Regions from separate parts of the Homo sapiens genome. Here all the other regions are linked to region 3. The links are chromatin loops, found by intact Hi-C in ENCODE. Cell type or tissue: A673. All regions are shown on one strand. Links, peaks and the distances in the headings refer to the core of each region. The heading gives the core; the rest is flanking DNA. Region 1 has its middle 87 kb from the start of MIR181B1. Region 2 overlaps LINC02789 (long intergenic non-protein coding RNA 2789). Region 3 overlaps LINC02789 (long intergenic non-protein coding RNA 2789). Region 4 has its middle 270 kb from the start of LINC02789.

Evidence for each region. A loop is a pair of places that touch in the nucleus more often than their neighbours do. Peaks named below come from ENCODE experiments on the same cell type or tissue, not always from the same donor. Only the 100,000 strongest peaks of a DNase experiment are listed, where the experiment ranks them.
Region 1: a loop joins it to region 3, with 14 times the contacts of the local background. A loop is called at or near these places in 2 of 110 quality-filtered maps.
Region 2: it touches region 3 in a loop (5-fold over the local background); 2 of 110 quality-filtered maps call a loop at or near these places.
Region 4: it touches region 3 in a loop (4-fold over the local background); 2 of 110 quality-filtered maps call a loop at or near these places.

The regions. Positions count from the first base shown.
Region 1 is chr1:198,768,775-198,774,796 of GRCh38, forward strand. No RefSeq gene overlaps it. Among named protein-coding and RNA genes, the nearest start is that of MIR181B1, 87 kb to the right of the region's middle. In A673, for the core only: a CTCF peak has its summit at 2,975 (motif pointing right); a DNase peak (open chromatin) is centred at 3,007; H3K4me3 peaks cover 292 bases; H3K27ac peaks cover 4,797 bases.
Region 2 is chr1:199,222,867-199,228,888 of GRCh38, forward strand. The region is part of intron 3 of LINC02789 (long intergenic non-protein coding RNA 2789); the gene reads left to right. Among named protein-coding and RNA genes, the nearest start is that of LINC02789, 77 kb to the left of the region's middle. In A673, for the core only: no CTCF peak of the experiment used is centred there; DNase peaks (open chromatin) are centred at 3,495 and 4,765; H3K4me3 peaks cover 499 bases; H3K27ac peaks cover 2,844 bases.
Region 3 is chr1:199,310,106-199,316,127 of GRCh38, forward strand. The region is part of intron 3 of LINC02789 (long intergenic non-protein coding RNA 2789); the gene reads left to right. Among named protein-coding and RNA genes, the nearest start is that of LINC02789, 160 kb to the left of the region's middle. In A673, for the core only: a CTCF peak has its summit at 3,591 (motif pointing left); DNase peaks (open chromatin) are centred at 1,566, 2,706, 3,116, 3,486 and 1 weaker place; H3K27ac peaks cover 4,364 bases.
Region 4 is chr1:199,419,038-199,425,059 of GRCh38, forward strand. No RefSeq gene overlaps it. Among named protein-coding and RNA genes, the nearest start is that of LINC02789, 270 kb to the left of the region's middle. In A673, for the core only: a CTCF peak has its summit at 3,385 (motif pointing left); a DNase peak (open chromatin) is centred at 3,374; H3K27ac peaks cover 1,319 bases.

The DNA.
Region 1 (6,022 bases), core at 610-5,609, 540 kb before region 3:
AACATCTGCATTCCCTAATTTTCTTATATTTTATTGCCAATTTTAAAAATCTCATTGTCCTTTCATTCTACTCTTCGAGAATCTTCAACTTTTTGTATCTTCTATTGATGTTTTCTCTCTTAAATATAATTTCATTTCCACAAATTCTTTTAAATTTATTCTCAGGGTATTCATTTTTAATCACCTTGTATAGGTGCTCTATGATGGAAATAGCTCTCTGAGCATATTAGTTACAACGTTTTCCTATTCCAGGTATTGCTCTTTTTATCTATGTTTCCTTTGCCCAGCTCCAGACTTCCTTGATGAGATAACCTGAGCTCTTTTCCAGTTATCGTAAACATCAATGCCTTTAAGACACCTTCCAAATATCGCCAGATCTGTAAAGATGGTCTCACTGCCTCACAGCCAGAATGTATTAGTCTCTTCATCTTACCTTCATAGCACATTGATTATAATTCTACCATAGTATATATCATATTCCACTGTAATCTTTTTATGAGTATCTCCCTTAGGGAACATCATTCCTCAAGATCAGAAACTATACCCGTACCTATCCGTATAACTTTTCTGTAGCAACTTGCAGTAGTGGAAACATCTAAATGTTCAATAGGTATGTTTTAATTGCTATTATAAGAATAAACCACCTTGGTTTTAGTCATGTCTGAACTTTTAATTTTTTTTAGTTTTTGAGACTTTTCTAGAGAGTAAATTCAGGTTCACAAGAAAATTGAGAAGGCAGGATGATATCCTATATACCCTCTGCCACTATGTATACATAGCCACCCTCACAACTTTTTTGAAATATAAATTATATCAACCTCCAGTAAAATATTTACTACAGTTAGTTCTCAACCTTATTATCATTTTTTCTCAACCACATCACTCACAAACTTGGTTTTTTGTCTTAGAATAAATGTTGTGCTGTTTTCCCCAGCTTCCAGGATGCTTAGCTGCTTTAGTTCTCCAATGGGACTAATCATTTTCAACAATTTCACTGCATGCTTTACCCCCTGTGTCTTTTCTTCATCTTGATTCACCTTAACAGAGTTCATCCCCCAGTGAGCTTGCCACTTTGCCCCTTGTCTTTCAAGCACCTGGCACATGATGTGTTTGGGGGACATTTACTGGAGGTGTTTTAAGTGGAAGGAAGCAAGCTTTTTGGGGGCCTTTATGGTCTGCCCCAAACCCCATTTAGAGAGCAGAGTAAATTTTCATACAACACTGTGTCAGTGAGACTGGGACACGAAAGTGGGGGCTTAAGTAAGGGGAATTCAGAGAGGAACTTTAAAAAGTGACGGAATGAAGCCAAGTATACTTAGCAAAGTTGTTCTGAGGCTTCTCACTCTTGAAGATTTTTTTTTGACCTGGAGGGGAGCACCTGGCTGTAGGACCTCTTGCTTAGTTTCTTTACCCTCACTAAAAATAATTTCACACTCCACCTACCAAGTTTTAAGACAGGAAATGGGGATTGCTTTAAAGGAGCTAATAAAATATGATGCCCCAGAAGTCTCCATTGGAGTTTTTTCCCAGCAGACATGTGCAAAAATAAATGTCATTAACTTCCATCTGGATGCATATTGAACAATTTCACTGCATCAAACCAAACAGGTAGTTCTGTCATAGGACAACATATAGCACAAATAATGTAATGTTTCATGAATTTTACAGGGATACAGTGAAGTGACTTTATTACTAAATGGGCATTTAAAACATTAATAATTTTATTCATGAGAATCTATATTTTTAATAAATGAAGTTTTATAAGTATGAAATAGCTCATGTTCATAGAAATAAGCTCAAAAATAAGTGAATTTTACCAAAGGAAAGTATAATTTCTTTGTGGTATTAAATAAGAGAAGCACTTGCTTTTTCCATTGTGTAAAGCTCTTTAAAGTTGGGCTAACCCATTATAGACAACAAAGTAGATAGTCCATCCAAGTTCAGCAAAATAATCATATTTGAAGCTAAAGTTCTCCATAAAGGAACATCTCTAAATTAGAATAACTGGCTTGATGATTAACACTAAATCATTAATTTAGAAATAAGACTGATATTTAATCCTGTACAATCATCAAATCTTTAAAGAAAATGTAAATATTCCCCAAGAGGTGAGAGGCAGTGGATTCATGATAAATGCACTGTGGAAACTCTGGGCTTTGTTTATATACTTGCTTGATACTGTTCTTCAAAGTCTAAAAAGAAAATCTTGAAAGAATATTCAAACTTCTCAACAGTTCTGACCCCAATAATTTATCATCTAAAATATTAGAAGAAATAAGTCCCTGAATGCTCTCGGGAAAGTAAATCTTCTCTGAGTTGGCAGCAGGATTTCAATCTCAATCAAACTGGGTCTCCTAAGTCTTGATTTATGAGAAGTAGACAAATTTTTCTTTAAAAAAAAAACAGAAAACTTATAAGGTTCACATACAACCTAAATGAATTCTGTGGTGTTTGTATGCTAGAGATAACAGAGAAGTAAATTATACAATGATCTTATACTTTTTTATTATTCTAAATGAAATTTTTATTAATTAGTAAAACATTTCATAAGCATTCAGTTTTTAGATGTGGATTTCTAAGAGTTTTTCTATGTAAATATAATTTACTTATTTTTAAATTCCAACTCTTCCTTTCTCTAAGACCAAGTTATTAATGTTTTAAATAATTTAAATAATTAGTTTGACTAAATTTATCCTCTGAGGAAAAAAAATGAATTTGTGAAGACTGGATTTTCAGTCTTGGACACTTTTTCATCCAAAATATAGATTTCCTTTCTAAATGAATGCTGAATTAAAAGCAAACTTTAAAAAACTATGTTTTTATCAATTTATTTTTATATTTTATTATTAGGTAACATGGAATAGTAATTCATGGGAACAATCTATTTTCTCTGGGATAATTTTGTTATACTGAAATATTTTTAAATAGATGTGTTTGAATGCCTTTTATCACCTTGTTGCAGAAAACAGAATCACCACCAGGTTGCACTAAAACATTTACAATGGCTTGATTCTGATGGGGGTGGGTGGGTTTCTAAATGCTGCAACCTACATGTGCATGTCAATAAACCATACAGTACTGTCATACCTGCTTTCATTACAGGTTTTCAGGAGTATGCTGATATTTTATATTACTGAGGTTGCCTACACTTACTTAAGAAAAGTACTTATAGAATAAATCAATTATATTCTTCCTGGGGAAAATATTTTTTTTTTCTATACTGTGTTTCATACAATCTTCCCAAAGTGGACCAGCCTGGTATCGTTACTTACTCTTTATTGAAATCCATTCGTAGCTCACTGACGACAGCAGGCAGTCCTGGGAAGTGAGTGCCTTTTTAGAGTCAGATATTCCACTTGTAGATTTCTTACTCTAATTTTTTCAGCCATATACCTTTCTTCATTTCACACAACACTAGCAAGCAAAATCTATCTATCTATCTATCTATCTATCTATCTATCTATCTATCTATTTTTTATATATATGTATATGTAGATTATATATTTTTTCTGTATTTTATATATATATATATATAGAAAAAAAGCTACAGTTTGGGTCATATTTTTCTTTGACCCAAATCCAAACAGTGTTACAAAGGCTTTATGTATCTTGAGACATATAAAAATACATTCCCTGAAGTTCATTTATGTAATGTACTTTAGGCTATGTGGAAGACTCAATAAAGAGTCTTCTCTGCCAAAATATTTAGTTAGCAGTATCTTAGTTAGATGACAGATTAAGTTCATGTAAATTTAGATACTCCAACATCTTCTCTGGATACATTTTGAAATGAAAGAATTCACTAAATAACAAAATATAGTGGTAAACTAGACATATTTAATAAAAATACTATAAGAAATATATATTTTAGAAAAATGTGTATGCACAAATCTGTGTTTATAATTTAAAAATTAGAAACAGTTATGATAACTCATAGTAACAATATTTCCTTACTAGAAGCCATTTCTGTCTTCCTGCTAGTTGTGGTCTTGTTTTTGTACATTATTTTCCTTGGGCCCCAAGCTTATCTCTGCTGGACTCTTCATCTTTAGAGGTTATGCCTCTCACAATGCTGGCTTTAAGGTCCTCTCTGAATCACTCAAAAGCTGGGGTTTGCAAAACTCAAATATCTTCAGAGGTTAGGAAAATAACAAAAACAAATGAAAAAACTTGATAAAATATTAAGTGGTGGCAGCTTCAAAAACATAGAAAATATATACTTTACTGAAAAGTACTCAAATTCAATTATTTTAAAAACATGGTTCTGGCCTGACAAAACACAGCAGCCTGAACGTTGGCCACCTCAACACTATATTTTACCAGTCCTATTTCCATTGTATAAAACTGTTGCTGTTGGTCTGCTGGGTTACTTTTCTCTTTATCTGCCTCTGTTGCTTGCATTTGTATACTGTAAGTTCCATGTTGGGAGGAGGAAGAGCAGGAAGAAGAGTAGGAAAAAGAGGAAGAGGAGGAGGAAGAAGAAAATGAAGAGGGAAGAGACAGGATCTCCCTTTTCACTCCAGGGAAATAATGACTCTTTTGCTCATTTATATTTACCACTTGAGACATCACCTTAGTCTGTATTGGGCTCAGTTTCCCTATACAACATTTTCCAAGATTTCTGTTTAACTTTGACATTTGCTTATATCCATTCCTCTTACTGTGCGGCTCCCCGCCTCTAAGAGTAATTACTCAGGAGATCTAAAACTGTCTCTTAAGGCAAAGCTTCCCAACCATATGAAGGAGGCCCTTGTATACTTTGACATTGATCCTCATATCCCTCACCTTGTTCTGAAGCCACGGGAACCTTGAGGTTACCTGCAGGGATAAAGAAGGCTCGCACAAGAATTAGATCTTCTCCTGCATCCTCTTTACTCTGCTGTGTCTTTTTGTTGAGACAGAGTCTCTCCCTCTGTCACCCAGGCTGGAATGCAGTGTCATGGTCCCTGCTCACGGCAGCCTCAACCTCCTGGACTCAAGAGACCCTCCCACCTCAGCTTCCTGAATAGCTGGGACTACAGGCACATGCCACCACATCTGTCTATTTTAATTTCTTTATTTTAAGTAGAGATGGGGTCTCCCTATGTGGCCCAGGTTGGTCTTGAACTCCTGGGCTCAAGTGACCCTCCTGCTTCAGCCTCTCAAAGTGCTGAGATTGCACGTGTGAGCCACCATGCCTGGCTCCAGTATGTCTTCTAACTACTTCATTTACTCAGAGCTCTTGAGGTGAACAAGTTTGGAAAGTACTACCTTATGAGAAAATATGGCCCCTTAACCACATGGTCAGTTATCATTTTGGTCAAGTGTTTGTCATCTGCAAAACATCTTCACAGGATTGATTAATCTGTCCTTATGACCTGTATTGACTTCAGACTCACTATCACATATCTGTGGCATCTTTGATTTATAGATCCCAAGAAGGCAGACTCTTATTTTATAGAGCATATAGCCTATCTACTTTGTGTGCTAAGAAGGACCAGGGGGAGAAAGAGGACTGTCACCAGGAGGAATGTGTCCCAGAGAGGCAAATCGTCTTTTCTTATTTCCCCTAGCTTTCTTCCTTTCTTCACAGCTTCATGGGAAAAGGCAAAACATCCTTGATTTTTATACAAACCCTTTCTCTCCTTTTCAAACTGCTGCTGTCCCAGGAGAGGTAAATTCTTTTTATTAATTATAAGTACTTTAAATTTTCCTTCATGTACTATTTGTGACTAGCGGTTTGAACCAACTGGTTTTGCAGCTTGGGGTTTGGACCTTTCATTGCTTTTGTGTTTGTAACTCTTCTGCCCATTAATTTAGGGTTTTCTTTCCTGTCCTGATGCTTTGCCTGTTCTCCTTACTCAGCTAATTTTCTGCTGCCTCACTTGACTACACGCATTAACATCTTACAGTTTAAATATCCAACTTTCTACTTCTTTTGTGCTTAATCCTGACTCTGACATTCAACTATTCCCTGGTCTTGTTGAATTGCCTCCTTTCAGCCTATTCTGACCCTTTCTTACTAAATGATCTTGTACTACTT
Region 2 (6,022 bases), core at 671-5,670, 87 kb before region 3:
CATGTCTTTTTGTCTTTCTAATTTACTTCCTATAGCTTTATGCTCATTTCTTACAGCCAGTGACATTATATTTATCAAATATCTTAATTAAATTTAACAATGGTCCCTGTGACTTATTATGGGGGAAGTAGAATACAATTAAAATTATCAAGTTAAAAGTAAAATAAGAGATCACATTAAATTCCCCCATTTTATACTCTCTGGGCTACAGATGCCAGTAGCTATACGTTTTGCTAAAACTCAGAGAGATTTAAACAATTTGTCTGGGGTTTGAGATCTAGTTACTAGAAAATTAAAAATCTGGTTACTATGGACATTTTTCTTCACTCATTTAATTAGGTATAAGTCCTGGTAATTGACCTCTCAATTGATCCCCCTTGCCTCCCTGTCTTGCTCTATTCCACTGTCCCCACCCCTACGGGCACTTTTGCCTACATGAGAACCTTAGGCTGTCAATGTCTTTCTCCTAGCTACTACTAGCCATGTTCATCTATCCTTCTGCCAACTTTAATCTTTAGACAGCTGTAAACATAACATTCTCTTGTTCAGAGTTTTTTAGGACTTTTCATTACTGCCTGGATGTCAATCTCCACTGCCCATCATTTAAAGCCTTCCCCAATCCAATTCTGCACACATATTTCTAAATTTCAGACTACAATTTCTACACATAGTAGAAAAACAAAATTCTTTTCATTGAAAGAAGGAAAAGGAAATGAATTAATCATTGAAAGTCTACTAGGTGCTTGTCTTAGTTGATTTGGGTTACTATATAACAAATTATCAAGGACAGAGTGACTTAAACAACAGAAATTTATTTCTCATGGTCCTAGAGTCTGAGGAGTCCAAGATCCAGAGTCTGGGGAGGGCTGGCATCCTGGTTTCTAGATGATTGACTTCTCATTGTATACCCACATAGTCAAAAGAAAACTCATTTCTCTTTTCGTAGGGGCACTAATCCCATTCATGAGGGCTTCACCCTCATGACCTAATTACCTCCCAAAGTCCCCACCTCCTAAACCATCACATTGGCAGTTAGGGCTTCAACATGTGAATTAGGGGACACAAACATTCAGTTCACGATAGTACTAGACCAATTTATGCACATTTTCGTATTTATTTCTTCCCAGAAATCTATGAAATAGATATTATTATTACCATTTCACAAACGAGGAAACTGGGGCTCAGAGACTCTATGAAACATGTGAAAGTTTATAAAAATGATGAGTAATAGAGAAGTGATTCAGGTCTTTCTGCCCCTCAAACATCTGTTCTTTCTACTATTCAGCATTCCTGTCTTTTAATTTGGGAAATAAAATTTTTTGTTCCAGCCTAAACAATTATCAGCACCAGTTGATAGACAGGGACCATTTAGAAAAAGAACTAAAAGTTCCCATGCAGCCTCTAAAATTATGCCAAATATTTGGCCCAACACCTGCCACTATTGGGAACAATAGCTCAGAAATTCCAGACTTGACTAGGGAAGTTTCTCCAGGATGCTGAGAGGATCCACTTCACTCAGGAATATTACCATTTTTATGTTTCAATCTGACATTTCAGTATCCAAGGATAGGTGCCTCATTGATCCCACTTTTATCACTAGAAGTTCACAGCTCAGAGTGGGAAAGGACCTTATTTAACTCCTCAACAAATGAAGCTGATGGAATTCAATGAGGTAAAGTGACTTTCCTAAAGTCATACAGCTAAGAAGGGGCAAACATAAGACCAGGAAGGTCCATTATATCAGTGTATGTAGAAATTCTCTATTATTATCTATTAATATGAGACATTCTTGAAACAGAAAATAAAACAACCATCAATTGAATTTTAAAATTTTAATCATTCTTTCAATATTTAAAAGTTTAAGGGGTAAAAATGCTGTATTGATGAAGATCAAGGGCTGTAATATTGAAAAACTTCAATTAGACATGTTTGGGATATCTTGAGTCTTACCTGAACAGAATCTTGAAGGAAAACAAGACATGAATAGGGAAAACAAAAACAAAACAAAACAAAAATTCTATGATCCCAAATGTCATTCCATTGTCCATGGTGGCAACGTTAATTATGACCCTCTTTTACTGCCTAATGTGACTTCTGAATTCTCAACACAGCACTCCAGGCAACCACCAGTAAGAGAAGTGACTTGACATGCAAAATGAAATCTATTTTCAGAATTGAGCTACCAGCAAGAGCAAACAGATCAAAAAGACATCAACATGGTCAAATGTGGGCCATTCAAGGGACAGTAAGTCAATTAGACTGCCTGAGTATAGTTCACAAATAGCACAGTGTGAAATTAACATAAGGGAGGCCTTGACAAAAAGTTTAATTGAATTCTCTCCTTTAATAATGTCTTTGCCATATTTCAAGTCATCTTTCCTAAAATATTGTAAAATATTTTTGAAAATGTTTGAATTCCTGAGCCATTAGCCTTTTTTCTCTTGGTGAAGATTTAGTTTCATCTTTCCCTCTACTTGTTGAATGTGGCAGTTCTAACCATTAGAACATGTGCTGAGTGATTTGGGCGGCTCTTCGAATCACTTACAAATTGAAGCACTCAAACAAGTTTACATCAGTTTATTCTTCAGTGTCTGCACATGCCCAGATGTCTGAACACAAGAGAAGAACTCTTTAAAAAAAAAAAAAAGAGTATTTTCAGCAGCCTCAAATTTCTATGCATTATACATTCCTGGAACCCTGATAACGTCCAAATTGAAGCACTCTGGGAAGTTTAGAGAGCTTGTATAATTTTAAATTGTCCTATACATGGCTCAGACCTCATGTACTTCACAAATTGAAGAACCTTTCAATTTTGAACATTTCAATAATTTTAAATCAAGGCATGCGCATCTAGATTTAATTTTTACTTGCATTTTAACTTACGTCACATAGACCAACTGAAAAATAAATCATTATTCTGATATATTTCTAGAAACTCACTTCCATTTTCAAAGAGATTTTTAGTGTGTTTCTCTTTGCTGTTTGTGATTAAATCAACATAGCAAAAGCATCACAGGCTGAAGAGGTATGTTTACTACACTTGACTATGTTTGCTGCACTTGAATTTGAAAATGCCAATACAACAATGTGCCTTACTCTAAAAAATTAAAGCCGTGTTACCATTAAGGCTGACATTTGGCTACTACACTGAGTATCACAACTAGTAAGATTTGACTACAAAAGAAAACTTAGCTCTTTTCTTAAAATAAGCTAGCTATGATAACGAGAGCTAGACAGTGGGAAAATTTGAGCTTGTGAGGCCCTAAAGAGTTTTTATTTTCAAAGGTACAAATTATTGAATTTAGAATAAGAAGGAACCTCTGTGGCTACTCAAGTCTGCAGAGTTATATTACATGACTGAATGAATGAATAAAAGCTCTGTACATTATAATTTGGAATGCACTGAATTAGCAAACCTCCCACACCCCCAACCCCCCAAAAAGTAAAGATGTTTAAAGTAAAAGCAAAAGAGTCTGCCATCAGATCTCACAGAATAACTCCGTGGGAATTCCCCACATGAAAGATTACAGGATATGACCTAAGGATATATCACCCTACACAGTCATAAATTAAATTTACTGTAAGAACCACACAAACAGAGAAAAAAAGAATCACAGAGCCGTACAATAAAAGCCAGCCTAAAATTAAGGGTATTGATCATTTGCCTAAGAAGTGAGAGCACAAAACCATAGAGTGATTAATGGTATTATTATTAGAGGAGCTCACCCAACCTCCTATGTTCCCAACAGAAAATTGATACTGTTTTAAATGTTTTGCCACTGTAATTTTTTAATATGTCAGCCAAATGTTTTATCTAATTGCTAAAACACAATCAGGAATAATTTTTAATTCAGTGTTAAGTATTCATTTGAAATAAATGATTGCTTATGTTTCATGTGCAGTGGAAGGAAAACCCACAATTCATCTAATTCTGAATTTTTCTGGTTGCTTTTCTCTTACATAAAATTTCTAGACAATATAGTCGCATTTTCCCTAAGTAAACATGAGTAAATCAAGCCCAGAGCCCATTCTCCAAACTGAGAAGATTGGAAAATGTAATTTCCCACCCTGAGCTCTCAGATGAATAGCCACGAGTACTTCTTAGCAGCTGGGACAAGGAGAAAAAAAAGATACATGGAAAGTATACCTCTGTTTTTAAATAAAAGTAAAGACTTGATTTTAAGTAGAGGTTAGGGTCAGGCCAGGTCAGACATTTGATTCCCTGGGTCAGGCCTCTTCAGTCTGTGACCTACCAAGAGAGGCATCATGTTCTAACTCTTCTCTGACAAAAGCAGCAAAAACAAGGCATTTTAATACAATCTGGACTAATTAGGCTTCCAAGTTAGAATAAAAGAACATTTTTTTTAAAAAAGACATAGAGCCTTTCTTATTTTATGGCAACTAAAAAGAGTATTGTGATCAAATAATGGCATATGTGAAAAGTGGCAAGAGGCAAATTATCCTGTTTTCCAAATTTCAGGAAAATCATTTTTCCAAACTAATAGGATTACCCATCACAAAGAATGTTTGAAACTGCTATTTTATATGGCAACAAATCCAACCATAGAAAAAAGAAAACAGAATGAACAGCCTCAAGAAAGAAACATAATGGAAAAGGCTCATGGGGGCTTGTATTTGGCCTATTATTTACAAGCGAAAAATTCCTTTGTTAGCTGTGAACAGACTTTATGGCAAAACCCCATAGACCAGTCTCAGACCAAGCAAAATCCCTTATAATTGCCAAAATTTGATTTATGTAAACTTAGGAGATCCTGGTCTCTGCCTCACTATTTGCAGGAAAAATGTTTCTGTGAACATGATGAATAGAAATTATGCATAATTGATTAGCGAATGAAAATTCCAGCGTAAGACGTAAGATGCATGCATCCTCATTTTGAAATTTGAGAATTTCATGCTGTGGAATTTCTTTTGTGCCTTTGAGGCATTTTTAACATATATGATTTCAAGAAATATTTTTTCTTATTACAATGGAATTACTATTATGCTAACTCTTTAATTTTTAGTAAAGGAAATTAGTCATATTATCACTGAATAAAATAATAAAAACATTTTAGAAAATACTCGAAACTACTGAAGGAATAACTTACATCCTACCATACATAAGCTTCTTTACATACAATGTCACTGCAATATTTTAAAGAAGTATCAAGAAGAAATTTAAAAGTTTATTTTTCTGGTTTTATTATTCCTTTTCATATGTAAGCTCTGGGTACATTATGAAAAGAAATTGGTTATTTTATTCCTTCTTTTGCCTGAGCTGGGCTACCATTGTTGCTAAACCTCTCAAAAAAAGTAAAACTTTATTCACTATGTGATCGTCTCCAACAAAAATTTTGGCATGGAGGGTCAACTTGTCATATTTCCTCTTCACATGGTTCAATTAAAAATACAGAAAGAGCCCACAATTCAATGAGATAATATGGACCCAAATTTTTTTCACACAGTACAGAATTGTTTATAAATATAGTTGATACAACATAGAAAGCAGACAGTGTAGTAATGATGCCTTTTCTGTAAAATGCATGCTTATTCTTGCATTTATATGTTGGGCATGGACAAGGATGTGTAAGTGGCTGCAGCAATTAAAAAAAAGTAGGAATAAAAAAAGAATACAAAAGAAAAGACAAAAAAAAAAAACACAAATATATATTTTTTTCCAGTGCTTGGTTAGTGGCAGTTTCTGTAACATCTGATAATTCTCTTGAGTCAATTGGTTATTTGGTTTTTTTTTTAACCTTATGGGGGTCATATTATTCTCTTAAGCACAGCATTAGGGAATTCCCCCCCCCCCGACAAAAAATGATAGGTTAAAGGAACATTTGGAAGACAAAAAGATAGGTCTGTGAAGGAGTGAACACTTATAAGAATCAAATGGAGAAATCAAAGTTGAATCCAAAAATTTCATGAATAGAAGATTGACATTAAAGCAAAAGAAAGACCTACAAGTATACCCTGAGGTGTAAGTAGTATAAGCAAAGTGTTACGTACATGTGTATTTACA
Region 3 (6,022 bases), core at 585-5,584:
GTTTTCCTACTTCTATTGGGTGAATTCTAGAGAGAGTCATAATGGAACTTCCTTCTTACACCTTCTAGAAAATTAGATGTATAGGCAACATTCATTCCGTTTCTACACTGTTCTCTGGGATTCTTAACACAATATAAAATGTCAGCCTTCAAAGAGCTACAGGTCAAAAAGGGGCATAGGTTAAATGAGATTAGAAAATCTGTTGGGTTAAAGAGGGGAAAAAAAAGCAAGTCTGTGTGAACCAAAACTCTCCTGAAACTTAATCCCTTATAACATTTGCATAAAACGCATGACTTGTAGAGCACTTGTATTTATCCCATTTTGATTCTCATAAAGACTTGTGAGGTAAGCCTTGGCTACACCTATATTCTTCCCTCTCTCAATCCGGTTTTTATTAGCATCTGAGGAAAATTGTGGTACAAAGAGATTGATGGTTTTGCCAAAATGGTGTACTATTAGTGGCTGAAGCAGGACTCTAGATTATAAATGGTGATCAATGTGTCAGAGACATTTGAACCAGAGAAAATTCATCTTAAATAAGGGCTGGGTAAAATGAGGCTGAAACTTACTGGACTGCATTCCCGGGAGGTTAGGCATTTGAAGTCATAGGATGGATAGGAGGTTGGCCCAAGATACAGGTCATAAATACCTTGCTGATAAAACAGGTTGCAGTAAAGAAGACAGCCAAAACCCAGCAAAACCAAGATGGTAACAAGAGTGACCTCTCGTCACCCTCACTGTTCTTTCTATGCTAATTATAATGCATTAGGATGCTAAAAGACACTTCCACCAGCACCAAAACAGTTTACAGATGCCATGGCAACATCAAGAAGTTACCCTATAGAGTGTAAAAGGGGAAGAAGCCCTCAGTTCCAGGAACTGCCCACACCTTTCCTGGATAACTCATGAATAATCCACCCCTTGTTTAACATATAATCAAGAAGTAAAAATAAGTATCCTTAGTCGGGCAGCTCAAGCTGCTGCTCTGTCTATGCACTAGCCATTCTTTATTCCTTTACTTTCTTAACAAGCTTGCTTTCACTTTACTCTGTGGATTTGCCCCAAATTCTTTCTTATGTGAGATCCAAGAACCCTTTCCTGGAGTCTGGATCGAACCCCTTTCCAGTAACAAATGCTCTTAACATGAGTCAAATACTTCTCAAGACACTGCTATAAAACCAAACGTATGGCACCCTCTAAATATAGCGCCCCCCCCCACCCCGCCCCCACCACCACCACTGTCCCTTTCCTAATAATTTACTGTTTAAAAGAGGTCTGATTTATACAGGAATGGCAGTGGTTCTCTGGCCCTTTCACTTGGAAATTCCTAGAAGTGGGGAGAAAAACAACCTTCTTAGGTATTTGATAAAATGTTATGTTCATGTCTAGACATTTCTAGAAGTTCATGCAACAAGGTCGTGATTCTAGAGTAGAAATCATAGCAATGAGAGAGGACAGAACTTTTATGTTGGTGAGATTAAAACTCTTTTTACAGATCTAGCTCCCAGACAAAGAATGTCCTTCCCTCCTCCTGTGACTTCCCTTCTTATGCTGACAGTGCAGCAGTAGCACAAAAGACTGCTGGGAACCAACAGCACCCAAATAAAGAAACTTTTCATTCGTAAGATGAGGGCATTTGAAGGGTATATAGCCTTCAGGGACTTTATGCAACTACATCAACCACTGAAATGTTTACATGGATGCTTTTTAGTAATGTCTAAGAACTAGGTTGCCAGCCTTTATTTCTGGTTGGAATTGATTTTCATTGCTGATGAAATCTTGAAGTTCACCATTTAACAAAAGTTAACACTGTTAGGAAATTCCTCTGCAACAAAAAATAAGACTTCCCATAACAATGGGAAGGTAGTATTTTAAGGAAGGATGCATGCGATCTTTCTGAGCCTACTAAACCCTTGAACCACTGTTTTCACTGCAGCGGGGATTCAGTTGTAGCCATGGTGAGCAAATAATCAACAGCTAACATTCTACCACGAACACATTCATGTCCCAGATGCAGCTCTAATGCAAGTTCTCTGATGTTAGGTCATTTATCTTCACCAGGTAACAAGAACACAACTAGTAAGTGGCAGAGCCAGAACTCAAATCCAGGCAGTGTTTCTCCAAAGACCATGCTTTCTAATTCTGACTCATGTCTTTCCTCAGCTAGACTTTCATAGTACCCCTTTCTCTCTCTGAAAGTTTTGTTGAGATTGTAGAAGGCTAAAGGAGGTGAGGAAAAATATAGAAGACCTAGCAACAACAATCTTCCATGGATGATTTCAGCCTATTTTTGTAATACACACCAAAGACTGGGAAAACAGTGAGAAATTGAACCGATGACCTGGAAAACCAGCTCAGGTTAGGAAATGTCAAGTCAGTAGGACTTGCTGAAGGGATGGAGATGAAAGCAAATAAGATTCTCCCACACCCCCTTTTATTTTTGCTTTATAAAATGAAAAGAAGGAAATGAGGATGATCTTCATTTTTTTGTAATAAGCCATGCTTTGTTATATGTCCTGCAAGGCAAATTCATATATACATCCTCCCCATTGTCTGTGCAAAAACTGCACTCCTTATAGAAAGGAAATAAGTAGCAAGTAACTCTGAGACTGCAGCTAGTATTCGGCAAAAATATTTGTAACACAAGTACATCAAAGTCACTAATTCATATTTCACTGTGCTATGAACCTGAAAATTCTCATAAAAATAGCATTTCCTGAAGTGCCACCAGGATATATTGACTGTTAAAAGTGGCACTTCCTGATTGTCTACTGACGCCCAAGTAAAGTATTTATTATGCTGTTACATTCAAGTCTTTTTTTTTATTTTCATGGTGTAATGAAAATGCATTTGTCTACAGTAGCAGCCTTGATTCTTTCCCATTATATTTGTTCATATAATCACTAATCTGCCAAATTTAATAGTTTACTAGTCACTACAAAAACGTCTTCTGACTTTAAGTTGGAATAGGAATAAATCAGTTATATATGCTTCAGGAAAATAAATAGATATATGTGCAAATTTCAGGAAGGATTTTGTGATGTTTACACATTTTGCAATTTGGTCTGAGAACTTGCTATTTTCAGTATAATGGGATTTGAAATACAAATAGCTAAGTTTTATTGACCATTCTCCATGCGCCAGGCACTGTGCTAAGTATTTTGTATGTATTAACTCATTTAATCCACGTATTAGCCCTATACAGTCAGTACTATTGATTCTACCATTTTACAGAAGCATACCGAAGGTTACTCAGTGAGTAAGTGGTACATCTCAGATTTAAACTCAAGCAGTCTGGCTGTAAAGTGGGATTTTTCCACCTCAGCACTATAAACATTTTAGACCAGATAATTTTTATTGTGGGAGGCTGTTTTGTACAGTGTAGGCTGTTTATCAGTGTACGTGGCCTCTCCCTCTAGTTGCCAGTAGCACCACTTCTACCATTCTTCCTTCCAGTTGTGACAACAAAAAATGCCTTCAGGCATTGCCAATTTCCCCTGAGGGATTAAAATGCCCCTTGGATGAGAACCACTGCTCTAGAATACACATTCTCAAAGCAGGCAATATTGCCCTCAAGAGGACAAAATTTGGATCTAGGGGGTACAAAAAAATTCTACTCTTTAATTTATGGAGCGCAGATACATAAGCAGCACATAAACAGATATACAATATATTTGTAGCAATAAAATTTCATTTAAAAAAGTGTCTGAAATGCTCCTTAGGAAGAAAATAATGAATAAAAGGTTGAGAAACACTGGGGTAGAACTTGTACTCTTGATCTCTATGCTATACCGCACAGTAACAGGCCAGATTTGTAAGTCTGAACTCTAGAATGAAACCTAATTTGAATACTCCCTGAAAATGATCAAGGAGATACTCTCTCTGACTTCCTCCTAGAATGAGACCATTACCTTCACCTTCCTGAGGTTTCACCATCATCATTTCAGGCTTATGGATTGGAAAACTTGGTACCTGTGAGGTTTGGGTTCAACAAAACACTTCTATTTTTCAAACATTTTCATTCCAGCTAAAACTGCAAAACCATATTAGCGAAAAGCAATTTTTCTTAAACTTTTTAATCCTGAGTGTATTTCAAACGAAATTTATCCATATATAGTTCTCATTCATTTACTCTTAATTCATCAAGATGGTGTTTTGTAAAAAGCAGTTAACAACGAAGGAGCTGTATGTGTGTTTTGTTTTGTTTTGTTTTTTAACTTGAACCAGGAAGTTGGGCTTTGCTAGGGCTAAATAGATTTAAAACCCTTTAACTTTTTCAATACTTAGCTAAATGTAATTGTCTCTCTTTACTAATCATTAATTTGAAGGCTACTTTTTTGATGTAAAATGTTTTATGGTAGAAAAAGTAACAGAGTGAACAAATGCACTTCATTACAAGAAAAACTAAAAACTGGAACATAAGAACAAGAATGTGGCCAGAGAATTGTATGTTTGCAGAATACACTGCTTCTGTAATCTAATTTGTTATAGGTTGTACTTAGTAATATAAGAATTACATATCTCTTTAAGAAGGTAGGGTTATAATTGTCAAATATTTCTCTGTTTGAAATAATGCTGTGTATTTATAGGAGACTTGCTAGAAATTCCTTCCACTTCTTCCTCCATCCCTACCCACCTCCCTACAATCTTTTAACTTTGTGGCCCCCTTTTGTCTCTTTGAACATAGCTAAAATCATTGCTAAAATAAACAGTGGGTTTCATTAGGACTAAATGTATATGAAAGAAACAGAATAAAAATCTAGCACGCATCTTTAAAAGGTGCTTTACAATTGTGTGTTCAATTATATGTTGAACATATCCATCCAAAGGTAAATGCTAAACTTTTAGACATGTTATATTAAAAAGCAAAGCAATCAAATGGTTTGGAAAAAGTTCTACAAAATTCTGAATAACCAAACTCTCAACTCTTTTATGAAGAGAAAAAAATAAACTGTTTCCATATGAAAGAAGATGATATCATTTACTTTTAGTATTTCCCACACGAATCTAGCTTTTGTGTGTTATGCAAATGCATTAAAAATAGGCAAAAACAATGAATTCAAGAAATAAGTCAATATACTGAAGATACTTAAATGCAACAGAAAGGTGTAGAACTGTGCCAGCAAAAGATTGGTTTAGAGACAGTTCCAAATCATTTTTTTATATACACAATTCTACATCCACAAATAAGTACAGTGTCCTATTGAATCCATATATCTATGAGATGGCCCAGAAATCTACATTTTACAAGCTTCCCATCCAAGGTATATGCATAGTGTATCTGAGACCCATTGATTTAGATAATGGTAATAACTGATTGTTGGACTAACGCAAAGGATTAGATTATCAAGTAAGACTTATGTGAGGCAGAGATCTTACCCATTGTCAAGACTTAATAAATTATTACAAGAATATAGGCACTTTTTAAAATCTTAAAGGGACCAGAGAGAGGTCTGGGATATTGAGAGGGGCTCCCAGGTCCTTCTTACCCACATTAGACATGCCCATCTGGTTCAGAATAGATGAGGTCTCTAAGTGAGGTCCAGGGTTTCCTCATACAGCGGGAGCATTTCAACTACAAAACATCTCTACCTCCAGAGAGCTGTAGAGACCACGTGAAATTCCCCAAGAGCCATGTTTGGCTTCTACTTACTCTTAGTAATCCTTATCCAGGGACATTTTGCTAAGGACATTTCAGAGACAAGGTTTCATTCTCCTAGAACATATTATTATTTACCCAGAGTCCCATTGAAAAGGACTGGAGGCATCCCCTGGTATAAGTCAGTGGATCACAGGCTGGCTGTTTTAACTCCTTCCTCACAAATATAAATGTAATGAGTATGCTACAGACCTGTGATATTCTATGTTGAGTGCTTTCTCAGGCTCCTGGGCTTGGACCTTCTCTATCCTTTCTACCTTAGTTTCCAAACCAACACTCACCCAAATCTTTGTTGAACTAAAACTTATGATATAACTGAGCTCCTCCTCTGATATTATTTATAATATTTTGTCATGGGTTAAT
Region 4 (6,022 bases), core at 311-5,310, 110 kb after region 3:
TGGTCCAGAGTAGAGTTCAAGTCCTGATTATCCTTGTTAATTTTCTGTCTCATTGGTCTAATATACATAGTGGTGCGTTAAAGTCTCCCATTATTATTGTGTGGGAGTCTAAGTCTCTTTGTAGGTCTCTAAGAACTTGTTTATATGAATCTGGGTGCTCCGGTACTGGGTGCATATATATTTAGGATAGTTAGCTCTTCTTATTGCATTGATCTCGTTACCATTATGTAATGTTCTTCTTTGTCTTTTTTGATCTTTGTTTGTTTAAAGTCTGTTTTATCAGAGACCAGGATTGCAACCCCTGCTTTTTTTTTTTCTTTCCATTTACTTGGTATATATTCCTCCATACCTTTATTTTGAGCCTATGTGTGTCTTTGCACATGAGATGGGTCTTCTGAATCCAGCATACCTATGGGTCTTGACTGTATCCAATTTGCCAGTATGTGCCTTTTAATTGGGACATTTAGTCCATTTATGTTTAAGGTTAATAATGTTATGTGTGAATTTGATCCTGTCATCATGATGCTAGCTGGTTATTTTGCAACTGGGTACCTCAGTTGGAAATGCAGAAATCACCTCCCTCTGTATTGGTCTCACTGGGACCTGCAGACCAGAGCTATTCCTATTTGGCCATCTTGACCCCTCCCCAGAATGGCTATTATTGAAAAGTCAAAAAAACAAGTGTTGGCATGGATGAGGAGAAAGGGGGCTGCTTATACAATGTTGATGGGAATGTAAATTAGTACAATCTTTATAGAAAACAGTATGAAGGTTTCTCAAAGAACTAAAAACAGAACTCCTATTCCATTCAGCAAGCCCACTACTGGTTATCTACCCAAAAGAAAATAAATCATTACATCAAACAGACACTTGTATTTGTATCTTCATTGTAACATTGTTCACAATGACCAAGTCATGGAACCAACCTACGTGTTCATCAAGAGTCAACTGGATAAAGATAATGTGATAAATATACACCATGGAATACTATGCAGCCATAAAAAATAAAATCATGCCCTTTGCAGCAACATGGATTAAGCCAGAGGCCATTGAGTGAACTGACTCAGAACCAGAAAACCAAATACCGTATGTTCTCACCTATAAGTGGAAGCTAAACAATGGATATACAGGAACATAAAATGGAAATAATAGAAACTGGTGACTCTAAAAGGGAGGACTCTGGAAGAGGGGCAACAGTTGAAAAATTATCTATCAGGTATAATGTTCACTATATGGGTGATGGGTATATCAGAAGCTCAATCCCCTCCTGCATGCAATATACCCATGTAACAGACAAGCACTTGTACCTCCTTAATGTCAAATTAAGAATTAAATAAATTAAGAAAAGGAAGTAAAAGGCAAACATGCTATAGAGTGGGAAAAGATATCTCAAATACATAAAATGCTAAAAGCATTTTAGAATTTCTAAAAAGTAAATTTCAAATTATTAACTTAAAAATAGGTAAAAATTCAAGACATATAAGCAAAGACTTGAAAAGAAGTCTTCACTTTCAGAAAGAAGGATATCAAAATGAACAATAAACATTTGAAAAGACTCTCAATATTATTAGTCATCAGAAAAATGCAAATTAAAATCATGACATACCACTATATATCCACCATGGCTAAAATTAAAAAGAATTTCAATATCAAATGTTGGTGAAATTTTGGAGTAAATGAAACTCTTCCACATTAATTACAGAAGTGTGATTTGATACAAACATTTTAAAAAACTTTGGCAGTATCTACTAAAATTAGATATACTAGATATATCTCTAATTCCATTCTTGAATGCATTCCCAACCAAAATAAGCACTACATCCAATGAAAGCCATAGCCAAGAATATTTATAGTATTTTTATGTACCATATCCACAAATCATAAAGAACTCAATTTTCATCACCAATAGAATGAGGAAATAAACTGTGGAATCTTCACACAATAGAACACCACAAAATAACGTAAAACAACAAAGTTCTGATACATGCAACAAAAACAAAGATAACCCTCAATGCTATAATAATAACAAAAAGAAGTAAAGCAAAACTAATTTTAATATTTTGGTGACAGATTTCAAGATAAAGGGTTCCCTCATGTGCAGAAGGATGAGAAAAAAGGATACAGGGTTGATCAAATCACCTAGGAAGTCAGAGTAGATAGAAAAGATGAGGATCTTAAAAATAATCTTGACAAAGAACAGTCAATGGAGTAAGAGACAAAAATAGAAGCACTTGTTTATGTAAGACAAATGCTAAAAAAATTCCATAAAGGATCAACCCTATCAAATGCTACTTGGAGCATAAAATGTCCGTGGTAAAAATTAAACACTAGACTGAAGGACTTCAGCAAGATGGTGGAAAAGGAAGCTCCTGATGTTTCCTCCTCCCATCAATTCACTAATAACTTACACACTGATCAAGTTCCTCTGAGAGAAATCCAGAAGCTAGTTTCACACAGAGGGCAAATGAGAAAATATCCACATTAAATTGAGTAGAAAAATCTGAGACATACTTGTACCACAAACCCCACCCCAAGCACAGCACCTTACCATCAGAAGGGAACTCCCAATTCACAACTTCTCACTAAGGAGTGAAGGGTTTAGACCTTACACATAGTACTCGAACTTTTACAGTTGCCAGCTGAGAAATCAGCTTCTAAGTCACTTAGCTTTGGGAGTAAACAGGGCTCAGAATTCATGAGTGTTATAGCACCACAATGAACAGAGGCAGTTTTAATGATCACTTTCATCAGCTATCCCCTCCAGGTTCCATGCAGCGTGAGCAAGCAAAAATGTCCATCTCCCAGCTTCTCACTTGAAGAGGTCTTACTGTATACTTTCCTAGCTCCTGCCTAAAGGTCAGGCATCTAATTAGCCTGCATCTGGGAACTGAAGGAAAAATGAATAGAAATCCTCCAGAGGTTTGAATGGGCATGTGTGCACTTCTCATGCCTTCTCCTCTCAGCTTGCTTGCTCTAGCAACAAAGCTGTATCTCCAGCTCTCTCTGGAAGGAGTTTGTCCACACCTCAAGTATCCTAACTTTTACAGCTCCCAATCAAGGGACTAGCTCCAAAGTCACCTCCCCCTGGGAGCTAAAAGGGATCAGCATTTGTAACTTCTCAGAACCACAGCCAAAAAAAAAGAGGCCATTTTAAATGAGTGCACACTTCTAGCATCTGTTTCTCACAATTCAAGACAGAGTTAGAAAACACAAATGATAAGCTTTGAGTTGCTTTCTGGAAGAAGTTTGACAGCACACCTAATGTCTCGACTATCCCAACTGTTGCCTGTGGGCCAGGCTTTTAATTAGGCTGTATCTGGGAGCTGATGAAGCAATCCATAGTCCTCTTGGAGCCTGAAATGGCATCTCACAGCTCCTCCTGCTGGAATGCTCCAGTGATAGAACTAAGCTTCCAGCTAAGCCACCTGTCTCTAAGAGTGGGTGGAACTTGGTATCCACTGGAGTGACAAAGAGCAAAGCAATGGATTGAAAGAGTGTGCTGTCTGAACAAGAGTACAGACATTTGCCACAGATACTCTGTCCAGTTTAGTGCAGAGCAAGTGAGAGATAAACTCTAGCTTCCACTGTTTCCTTGAAGAGAAGGGAAACTAGACCTCACATCTAGAACCCAAAATTTTTCATTTTCTTGAAGGACTGGCTTCTATCTCACCTATTTCAAGACACTATTGAGACTTGGCACACCCTAATCTCCTGCGATCCACTAAGAACAAAAGCAGTGATTTTTGACAGGTACGAAGATTTGAGAGGTACCCAGTATTTCTAGCTAGGCTAGCTGATGAAGTTTAACTCCCACATGAGGCCAATCTGACCAGGTGGCTATCTTATCTAATGTACAAAAATCAACACAAAGTCTAAAGGAAAGTGAAGTAACAGGAAAAATATATTCCAAACACAAAAGCAAGATAAATCTCCATAATCTAATAAAGTGGAAATAATTGATTTATCCAACAGATAATTTAACATAATGGTCATAAAGATGCTCATCAAGGTCAGGACAGCAATGCGTGAACAAACTAGGAATTTCACCAAAGAGATATAAAATATTCTTTAAAATACCAAGCAGAATTTATAGAGCTGTAGAATACAACAACTGAGCTAAAAAATTCAACAGGGAGATTCAACAACAGAATAGATCAAGTGACGGAAAGGATCAGGAAACCCAAAAAAAGGTCATCTGAAATTAGCCAGTCAGTGAAACAAAAGAGAAAAAATAATTTAAAAGCACGAAGATAGCTTAAGTAACAATGAGATGCCATCAAGCAGACCAATATACACATTATGAATATTCCAGAAGAAGAGAGAGAGAGAGAAACAAGTAGAAAACATATTCAAAGAAATGTTTAAAAATGTCCCAAACCTGGGGAAGGAAGTAAACAGCCAGATGCAGAAATCCCAAACAACACCAAATGAGATAAATACAAAACGATCCAAAGACAAAGAAATTTTGAGAGCAGCACTAGAAAAACAGCTTGTTACATGAAGGGAGCCTCTGTCAGACTATCAGTGGATTTTTCAGCAAAAAGATAGGAAGACCTCAAGTTAACAACCTAAGATCACACCTCAAGGAACTAGAAAAATAAAAACAAACAAAACCCAAAGCTAGCAGAAGAAATGAAATTACAAAGATCAGAACGGAACGAAATAACATTAAGACCAAAAATAAATAAATGAAAAGTTCGTTTTTTGAAAAGATAAACAAAGTTGATAGATCACTCACTAGAATAACCAAGAAAAAAGATTTAAATAATCACAATAAGAAATAATAAAGGTGATATTACAAATGATACCACAGAAATACAAGATTATCAGAGACTACTATAGACAGCTCTACAGACGCAAACCAGAAAACTTAGAAGAAATGAATAAATTCTTGGAAACATAAAACCACCCAAGATTGAACCGGGAAGACATAGAAATTCTGAACACACCAGTAATGAGTAGTAAAATAGAATCACTCCTTTAAAAATCTCCCCCACACACACAAAAGCAAGCCCAGGACAAGATGGATTCACAGAATTGTATCAGATATACAAAGAAGAATTGATATGAATCCTACTGAAACTATTCCAAAAAAGCAAAGATGAGGGAATCCTTCCTAACTCTTTCTGTGAACTCAGTATCATCCTGACACCAACTCCAAGCAAGGACACACGAAATAAAGAAAACTACAGGCGAATATCCTTGACGAACATAGATACAAAAATCTTCAACAAAATACTGGCTAGCCAAATCCAATAGTCCATCAAAAAGATAGTACACCATGATCAAGTGGGCTTTATTCCAGGAATGCAAAGATAATTCATTATATGCAAATCAATCAGTGCAATTGATCACATTACAGAACTAAAAACAAAACAATATGATCATCCCAATCGACGCAAAAAAGGCATTCAGAAAAATTCAATATCCCTTCATGATAAAAAAAACTCTCACAATATAGGCATTAAAGAAACATATCTAAAAATAAAAGCCAGAACAGACAAACCCACAGACAATATTATACTGAATAGAGAAAAGTTGAAAGCATTCCCTGTAAAAACTAGAACAAGACATGCATGCCCACTCTCACCAATCCTATTCAACGTATTGCTGGAAGTCCTAGCCAGAGCAATTAGGCAAGACAACAAAATAAAAGGCATCCAAAATAGAATAGAGACAGTCAAATTATTTCTATTCACTGGTGATATGAGTTTATGTCTAGAAAACTCTAGACTCCTCCAAAAGCTCCTAGATTTAATAAATTACTTCAGTAAAGTTTCAGAACACAAAATCACTGTATAAAAATCAGTAGCATTTCTATACACCAACAACAGTCAAGATGAGAACAAAGTCAAGAAGGTAATCTTGTTTATAATAGCTTCAAAAGTAAAATAAAATACCTAGGAATATATTCAACCAAGGAGGTAAAAGACCTTTACAAAAAGAATTACAAAATCCTGATGAAAGAAATAGATGACACAAACAAATGAAAAAACATTGCATGCTCATAGATTGGAAGACT